Regions from separate parts of the Homo sapiens genome. Here regions 1 and 2 are each linked to region 3. A link is a contact called in ENCODE Hi-C or POLR2A ChIA-PET data. All regions are on one chromosome and are shown on one strand. Each heading gives the region's core, a stretch centred on a gene start or an enhancer-like site at or near the end of the contact. The rest is flanking DNA. Distances are from core to core; before and after follow the strand shown.

Region 1 (2,700 bases), core at 4-2,503, 120 kb before region 3:
GAGGCTGAGGCAGGCGAATCGCTTGAACCTGGGAGGCGGAGGTTGCTGCGAGCAGAGATAACGCCATTGCACCCCAGCCTGAGCAAAAAAAAAACAAACACACATGTACACTATAAATATATACGATTATGTTCCCATAATAGGTAATTTAAAAAATAGTATCCTTGTTTTTTTTTTTTTTTTTAAATGAGACGGAGTCTTGCTCTGTCGTCCAGGCTAGAGTGCAGTGGTGCGGTCTCTGCTCACTGCACGCTCCACCTCCCGGGTTCACGCCATTCTCCTGCCTCAGCCTCCTGAGTAGCTGGGACTACAGGCGCCCACCACCACGCCTGGCTAATTTTTTGTATTTTTAGTAGAGACGGGGTTTCACCATGTTAGCCAGGATGGTCTCGATCTCCTGACCTCGTAATCTGCCTGCCTCGGCCTCCCAAAGTGCTGGGATTACAGGCGTGAGCCACAGCGCCCAGCCATCCTTGTTTTATGCTTGCAATAGTAATTTGTAGCTCGATTATATATCTCTGTGCACATGTATTTGATTTTTCTTCTCACCGTGTGGTTTCTTTTTCCTCTGAGGGTTGCTTTCCCCCCCCCTTGTTTGTTATGGTCTCTATGGTACTCCTTCCGTGTTAGTTTGTTTAAGAGGCTGTCAAGTCCACAGGTCCTCTACACAACCCTTGCTGCTAGGTAGCTCCCTTTCCTCCTCCCTGGTAAAAGACAGGGTTTTGGGCGAAACACATGTTAGATGCTCTGTTCTCTTCATTCAGCTCCCAGAACGCTTATAACCACCTCTACACCCTCTAGGCAGGAAATCAGAAGCTCATCTCTAGGGACTCTGACCAACGTTAAAAGAAATATCTAAAGATACTGACATTCATTGGAAACCCCCAACTAAATATTCGAACCAAATAACCCTGCACCGAAGCTCCTAGTCAACAAGCCCCCCACACTCTCAGAACATCTGGATATTGCCTAAAATATAAATTTAAATTATTCATATTGAATTTAAGGCGTTGGGAGAGGGATATCTTAAAGTTCCATCATTAAGAGCTTCAATAAAGTGGAGGGGACTTTTACCGCGGTGGAGTGAGCGAATCCCTTCTCTGGAGCTCCATAGGGGAGGGTGCCCGCTTCCTGAGTGGCCGTTCCGACCTCCGGTCAGGAGGGGGAGGAACAGAGCACGGCCGGCGGCTGCACGGGCAGGGCCTCTCTGGGCTGAGAGGAAGAAACCAGTGAGACATCGAGAGGAAGTCGCTGTGGCACTCAGTCCTACGGCCTCCGAGGCTGGGTAGTGAGTGTGTCGCTGGCCTTAGCCAGACTCCACAGGCCACGCTGGCTGCGAATGGAGCCGAGGACTCGCGCGGAGGCGAGATGCTACCAGCCGGCGAGATCGGCGCCTCTCCTGCAGCCCCGGTGAGACGGCCCTGGCGTCCCTGGGAGGGGACATTGGTGGCCCATTGAGGTGGCACAGACCTCCCGGGGGAGATAGTCCCGGTGCGGTGGCCCTGTAAGCTTGTGAAGGTGCTTCCTGCGGCTTAGATTAGAGGCCCTTGTAAGACCTCCTAGAGGAGGCGGTAGTCCCCGTGAAGTGGCTTTGGCGGCCCTGGTGAGATGACAGATTTCTCTAGGGAGGTGGCTCTAGTGAGCAGGCAAGGTAACTCCAGGTCCTGCGGAGGTGACACACACCTCCTGGGAAGGTGGCGGTGGCACCAGGACAGTGGCACTTTGAGGTACCTGATTCGGACGGCCCTGGTCGCTCAGAAAGTGGGAGAGCGTCTGGAACCTCTCTTGCCTCCAGTGGGTGCCCTTTGGGAGCCCCGTATGCTTTCCATCCACGACTTTAATCTTAATGTGCTTGTCACATCTGTTCTTCTTCTAGTGCTGCTCTGAAAGTGGTGACGAAAGGAAGAACCTCGAGGAGAAAAGTAAGCCAGCTCCAAACACCTTAGCTTTTTCTTCCCGCCCAAACTCAGCCTTCCAGGGTCTGCAATATAGAAAGGTTCTTTGCCTATCTTTTAGATGCAGTACCGTTTTCTGCACAATATGCTTATATGGTAATACTGATGACCATGATACACATATTTTTGTCTTTCTAAAATTGTAAAATATGGGATGCTTTGGAGAAGAGCACTTCCCGATCCATACCTAGTACAGGGACTAGAGTGTTTTCGCTGGAAGTCTGCCTATCATACAGTACTCAGAATAATTGGGGCCTGCCTGTCATTTTAATGAAACATCAACTTACTAAGCATCAGGAATTTGGAGGGGCCCATGATCTAGGACAGACGACCACCACCCTAATTGGGTTCAAAGGAGGCAAATGACAGTTGTTTAGTTCACCTTCAGTAAATTGGCAATTTAAAATTGCTCTGGCAAGAGCACAACGGATAACTTGGGTTCTGGATCTTGGACTGGACAGGAAAGGGGGAAAAGGTCAGTACCACCATTTCCTCCCTAGTACGGGAGTATATGTCAGGGTTGTGGACTTTTGCCATTTTACTTTGATGGCAGGTTATTGCAAATCAAGGGCTCTTTAGGGACCTTTGAAGTGACATTTTTTGGGAGAGGAAGGGGAAAAGCATGTGATAGCTCTGCTATTGGGATTTTTGGTTCTTTTGACTGTGGCAAACAGTTGGGAATGTGTAGCAGTAAGAAAAACGGTGCCCACATTAGCACATGGCCCTTAGGAGTAAGATTTGCCCT
Region 2 (2,700 bases), core at 103-2,602, 70 kb after region 3:
TGCCATGTTAGTCAGGCTGGTCTTGAACTCCCGACCTCGTGATCTGCCCACCTCGGCCTCTCAAAGTGCTGGGATTACAGACATGAGCCACTATGCCTGGCCTAAAATATTTTTTAAAAGATTATTTTAGAGGCTACTCTGTAGCCTATATTGTTTGTTATTCATATTGGTTGCAATTTTTTGCTATTATGGATAATTCTGGAGTGGATATCCCTTAAAGGCATGCTTGTACGCAATTTGATTTATTTACTTTATATAAATTCTGAGAAGCATAAATTTTGGTTCCAGGTCCTTGATACATCTAGTCAAATGCCCAACATGAAGGGAGCCCCAATTTACATAACCAGCAGCTTGACGGAAAGTCTGCTTTGCTTTTTCCTCATGACCACTGGGTATTACAGTAATTTCTAAACACTTGTCATTTTCATAAGTGAAAAATACTATCTGATTGTTGTAACTTTTGTTCTTAACTGCCAGTGAGGTTGAACATTTTTCAGGTGAAAATGTTTCACTCAAAATTCAATGTTTTCACTTGAGTTTCCTCCATTTTGCCTGCTCCTACCCATTCTCTAATTAGTATATTTTTTCTCATTAATCTATAAGAATTTTTGTAATGGTAAGAATATTAATATTTTTAAATTAGAAGTTGAAAACTATAACTGTTTCTTAAGACAACTATGAAATAGTTAATATCATCAAAAGCATTAAAACGTTCTTTTGGTAAAGCAGAGGAAATGGAAGGGGCAGTGAAGAGTAAATTAGATAAAATAATTCTGTGTCAAAACCTCTCCCCTTTTAAAACAACAGCAACAATAAGAAAACACCACCCATACAAATCATGATAGAGCGGCACCTTGGATCGAGTCCTGTAGCTATGCTAGATAGCCCCACACCTTCCCAGTTAATCAGCTATAGGATACCTGAGTGGGGAAGAAAGTGCACGTGGGCACTGTCCAACCCCAGTGGCCACAGGGAAGGCAGGGTATTTTGCAGAATTGGAGCCAGCAAGTAAGCAGTCCGAATTCCGAGTTCCTGGGTGCCAACTGGAGTGAGCTGAGTGATCACTAAAAAACAATATAAATGGGATCCACTTCCACCTTCAGGATGGGCAGGATTAAGGCGTATTTAAGGAAGCCACAACACAGCAGTTTGCTCTACTCACTGTTCCAAAGAGGCAGGGTCATATCTACCTTTTGGTGTGTGTGCCTGGAGGCTCCGGGGAGAGGTGGACACAGATAACCCTGAAACCTCCCAGGCAGGGAATCACCTCTTCACACACAGTTTGCATCTCTGCAGTTGACGGCAGGAGCAAAAAATGTGGCCAGCCAGGTTGGAAGGGTGACAACTGATGGAGGCATGGAACCACCTTCGGCTTGGGGCCAACCCAGGTTACTAATCACAGGTCAGGTATTCAGGTCAGATGTCCACCATTCACACGGGCTCTTTGTCTGCCAAGGCCTGGGTCCAGGCTATGAGTGTTCAAAAATAGAACAGGAAGTTCAGAAAAAAGCAGAAGCCAAGAGAAGGTTACAGCATGGGAGGGCAGGCTTGGGAGAGAGGATTTATCTTGTGGGGAGGACCTCCCAGTTTAGGAGAGAAGCACCTGCTCTAGGCACAGGAAGACATCACAAACAGGTGATGAACAGCAGCCGGGAAGCAAGGGGCCTGTTGTGTTTCCATGTTACATCCTGATTCCAGGATGAGCAAGACTAGGAAACAGACCAGTTTACAGTGGCCACCAGCCTCACAGACTGTACCTATTAAAATGGAATGATTCTTCTGTCCTTTTGTGAGCAGGAGCCGAAGAACAGGTAAATGAAGGGAAGCAAAGGAAAGAGAAAGAGGCCTGGATGGGTGAGGGGAGCATTTGTGATCTTGGCCCACTCAGCGCCCATCCCCCTTCTTCTCTTCTTCCAGTAACAGCACCTTGATTTTCCTCCTGGGAGCACCCTCCTCCACATTCAGTCTGGGAGGCTCCCACAGAGTAGCCCCCGCCCTACAGGGTCTAGTTCAAGGACCCTCATGAAGTCCTCTCAAGGGGATGTGGGTAGTTGATAAAATCATTATCCCAGATATTTGTGTAAGGCCTTATAGTGTAAGGGTTTCCTTATAGAAATTTCCTATTTGGGGCTTTGGGTCTTTCTGGCTTCCTAAATTCATGTATAACCTTGTCTCTTGGTTCACTGGGTTGAGATTCCCTAGCCCCCTGCTGTGCTAACTGTACCCCAGGGACATATCCCACAGCTTCCTCCTAACTGCAGCAGGAGCCAGCGCAGAGAATGAGGTCAGGGCTCTTGGCCTTCTCAGAGAAGCGGACTAAGCCTAGGAATGATTAGATTTTGCTTTGGGGAAATCTGATACCTATTCAAATAGGGGGTGTACCTGGAGCCCACAGTGGAAATGGGAAGGGTTAGGATTTGGCAGCTCCATCAACAGAAGACAGATAAAAACTCACCACTTACAGAAAAAGCAGGGGCAAAAGCAGTGAGCGTTCCTTTTGGAGTAGATTTCTGCTTTTCAGCAAGCGCAGGGAACAGAAAGATCCAGCTGTGAAGGGGCCAGCGAATCATGCATTTAAAAGTTGCAATGCCAGGGCCTAGGAAAGGAGGCCTCTCTTCAGCCGTGACCCCACTTTGGATTCTTCCAAAACCCAGGTGATCATATAATCCTTTAAACGTCTCTGGCCCCTTTAACTACCAA
Region 3 (2,700 bases), core at 157-2,656:
GGAGGTTGCAGTGAGCTGAGATGGCGCCATTGCACTCCAGCTTGGCAACAGAGCGAGACTCCGTCTCAAAAACAAACAAACAGCAAAAACAAGCCAAGCAGCCCTCAAATGCTCATAGCACAGTCTGCATTACTCCTCTAAAGTCAACGTCAGGCTCTGAATGTGCTCCTTAAGGCAGCCCCACGAGCACAGGTGCACCAGGTCCCAACATTTGGAACCGTGCCAGTTGACTCATCTCTTTGGTGACACTTCTTCCCAACTGTGTGTAACTGAGCTTGGGCCAGGCCAGCTAATGTCTGTGACTGTCTCCTAATTTGGAATTTTTTCTGCTTTATAATGAGTGTGGCCCAATCATACTCTACTGTCAATGATTCCAGAACTCAGCTGGATGCGAAATTGGAGCCCATCAGAAACAGGAAAGACAGCCTCACGTGCAGTCCTCTGGATTGAAGAATGGGAAGCATTGGGGAAAAAAGTCTGATCAAGAATGTTTCAAAGATTTCAAAGACCAGGTGAGTTGGTAAGGGGCTGGGCCACTGAGTGAACACCTCTGATGTGAGGTAAAAGGACTTGGCAGAAGGAGAGAAGGGAGACTGCGCTCTTTTGGGTGTGTTCTAAGGGTGTTCATTAGCTAATGGAGAAGGGCTTAGAAGAGTGAAGGAGAAGAACCTAGAGCTGTCCCTGATACTTTTTTCTTTGGTGTCCCTTCTCTCCCTCAAAAGCTTTGGGCTTTCTCTCTAAGGGAACCTGCCTTGGCCTGGACTGAGAAGACACAGAAGCAGGCAGCTGAGTGATGGTGGGAAAGGCATTTGACCTTGCCATCCTCTTCCCCAGTATACACGCTAGCCATCGGGCCAGCCTTTCTTTACTACAGCTGGCAACAGCCCCAAAGTCCTGAACTGAGAAAGCAAAGGAGGAAACGGTCACAGGATAGTGCCACAGAATCTGGAAAGCCAATCCCAGAGATGATGCTTTTTGAGCAAAAACATTCAGCTGACATAAGAGCCTATTAAGAGCCCCACCCCCCACCTCCCATACACACAGATCCCGCGTGTGCCTATGCTGCAGCCACAGTGCAGTCACAGGGAAGCCAGTGTCTCGGAATTGTCCTCTGCTTCCTCTCACTGGCCCCGTGTGCATCCCCCTCACTTCCTCTGCTGTCACCTTCCCCAGCCAGGAAAGTGTCCCAGCCTTGGGCACGCCCCTTCCAGATGGCTGTGGACCCTGAATGACAGGTTGGACTTTTTTTTCCATTTGGAAAGAATCCAAAAGGTTCTAACCCCTGCTTTCACAGTATGGGCATCTCCCATCTTCTTTGTGTCTAATCACAGTAACGCAAACACCTCCATGTGCAGGTGGTGAGACCTGGGAGGGGGTGGTGAGTTGGCAATAGCCTGATGGGTGACTCAGCAATTTATTACACTGTTTGCTTAGGTGACAAACAAGCCTGGCAGTTACCCCCGAGCTTAGCCAAAGCCCTTCAAAGTTCCTTTCCCTTCAGTCTAAAGGATGCATGTGCACACTTCCCAAAGTCGCACAATTAGTTGCATTTATCAACTCACGATTGTCCTTTCTTTGTGGAGCAGTGTTTGAAAGGGAAAGATGAGTCTCCACTCTTCCCCTGCTGCTTTCATAATGCCTGTTTTGTTCACTTGGGATGAACTCTTTCAGAGAGCTCAGGGCTGCAGCCTGTTCCCCTGCTGTGTCTAATATGCTGGGAGTAGTTCTCTCCTCATCATCTCTGTACCTCTGTCTCGGTCCTGGGAAAGAAACCCAATGCCGAGAACACCCTCCCTCATCCCCCTTGCTACGTGGGGGCGATATCTACCTCTGTTTCTTTTGTGCTGCTTTAGTTGCCCACGTCTTCTTCCTTTGTGCTTGGCCTGTCTGAATTTATCTTTCTAGATCAAGGCGGGTCCTCTGGCTTTAAGAAACATGGTTCTCTTGGCATCAAGTAGATTCCCCTCCCTGCCCAGTGATGTCTGCAAAAGAACAGAGGTGGAGACTCATGACGGTGCCATTGCAAGAGCCACCAATGTGCCGCAGGGCCAGCTGCCCACCTGCCAGCTACGCTTTCCTGGTGATCATGATCTATATTCTTTGATTATCAACAGAAATGCCTTAAGAGAATGGTTCTGAATGTCTCTAGGTCTGCAGAAATTATTGCCAGCCCTTCTTCACTTACCAGAGCACGGTAAAGATGAATTTGACAGGCAGGAGCCTGAAGACATATGGTATTTGTGCTGTGGGTTTTGTGTGTGATGAGAGTTCTCAGCTGTCTGATTTCCTCCACCAATTCCTTCGACAAAAGCCTATGTGCTTATGCTGCTGGCCTGGCAGAATTTTGAGAATCTCTGACTCACTGGCAGAGCCTTAGAAGGGCCATATCACCCAGCCTCTTGGCTTCCAAGCAGTGATAGCATTAAGTCATCCCCAATAAAAAGGAATTTACCCTCTTTTAAAATGCCCTTGGAGAAGGAATTCAATTTGGCTCTCTTGGATGTATTTTGGCAGCTACTATGAGGAAATTATTTATATCCAATCTAAATTCTTTAAGTTGAAGAAGTACTTGGGAGATTCTAGAAGTCTGAGGGGCAGGCAATCACTAAGAATCAGGGTAAATAACAGAGACACAAAGTCCTACTACCGTGGTATGACAGATACAGTTGATACTGCATAAATCCTGACAAGTGAATAAAT

Evidence for each region. A loop is a pair of places that touch in the nucleus more often than their neighbours do. ChIA-PET counts read pairs that join two places held with the same protein, here RNA polymerase II (POLR2A). Pooled maps may share reads with other maps.
Region 1: a map of PC-3 shows a loop between it and region 3 (3-fold over the local background). The contact joins the promoter of RINT1 here to the enhancer-like site in region 3. A Hi-C loop is called at or near these places in 1 of 168 maps with a recorded cell type or tissue (PC-3) and 1 of 50 pooled maps. POLR2A ChIA-PET finds 5 or more read pairs at or near these places in 5 of 52 experiments (A673, PC-9, WTC11 and 1 more).
Region 2: a loop to region 3 is called in a map of PC-9, with 3 times the contacts of the local background. The contact joins two enhancer-like sites. A Hi-C loop is called at or near these places in 5 of 168 maps with a recorded cell type or tissue (CD4-positive, alpha-beta T cell, PC-9, Right ventricle myocardium superior and 2 more), 1 of 37 single-sample maps with no recorded cell type and 5 of 50 pooled maps. POLR2A ChIA-PET finds 5 or more read pairs at or near these places in 5 of 52 experiments (H1, HEK293, Panc1 and 2 more).

What each region holds. Positions count from the first base shown.
Region 1 is chr7:105,530,948-105,533,647 of GRCh38, forward strand. It overlaps RINT1 (RAD50 interactor 1), which reads left to right and starts at 1,254. Exons shown (of 15, transcript NM_021930.6): 1 at 1,254-1,410; 2 at 1,877-1,922. The coding sequence starts at 1,369. RefSeq lists enhancers at 535-584, 872-1,449, 1,035-1,334, 1,425-1,604, 1,450-2,026.
Region 2 is chr7:105,717,324-105,720,023 of GRCh38, forward strand. All of the region lies in intron 3 of ATXN7L1 (ataxin 7 like 1), which reads right to left. Among named protein-coding and RNA genes, the nearest start is that of EFCAB10, 140 kb to the left of the region's middle. Within about 2 kb of position 1,353, at least 5 of the 41 ENCODE cell types and tissues checked have a DNase peak (open chromatin) inside an H3K27ac peak, as active enhancers do; they include PC-9, where a contact is called at or near this core.
Region 3 is chr7:105,647,579-105,650,278 of GRCh38, forward strand. All of the region lies in intron 4 of ATXN7L1 (ataxin 7 like 1), which reads right to left. Among named protein-coding and RNA genes, the nearest start is that of EFCAB10, 67 kb to the left of the region's middle. RefSeq lists a silencer at 377-593 and an enhancer at 604-1,803. Within about 2 kb of position 1,407, at least 5 of the 41 ENCODE cell types and tissues checked have a DNase peak (open chromatin) inside an H3K27ac peak, as active enhancers do; they include A673, PC-3 and PC-9, where a contact is called at or near this core.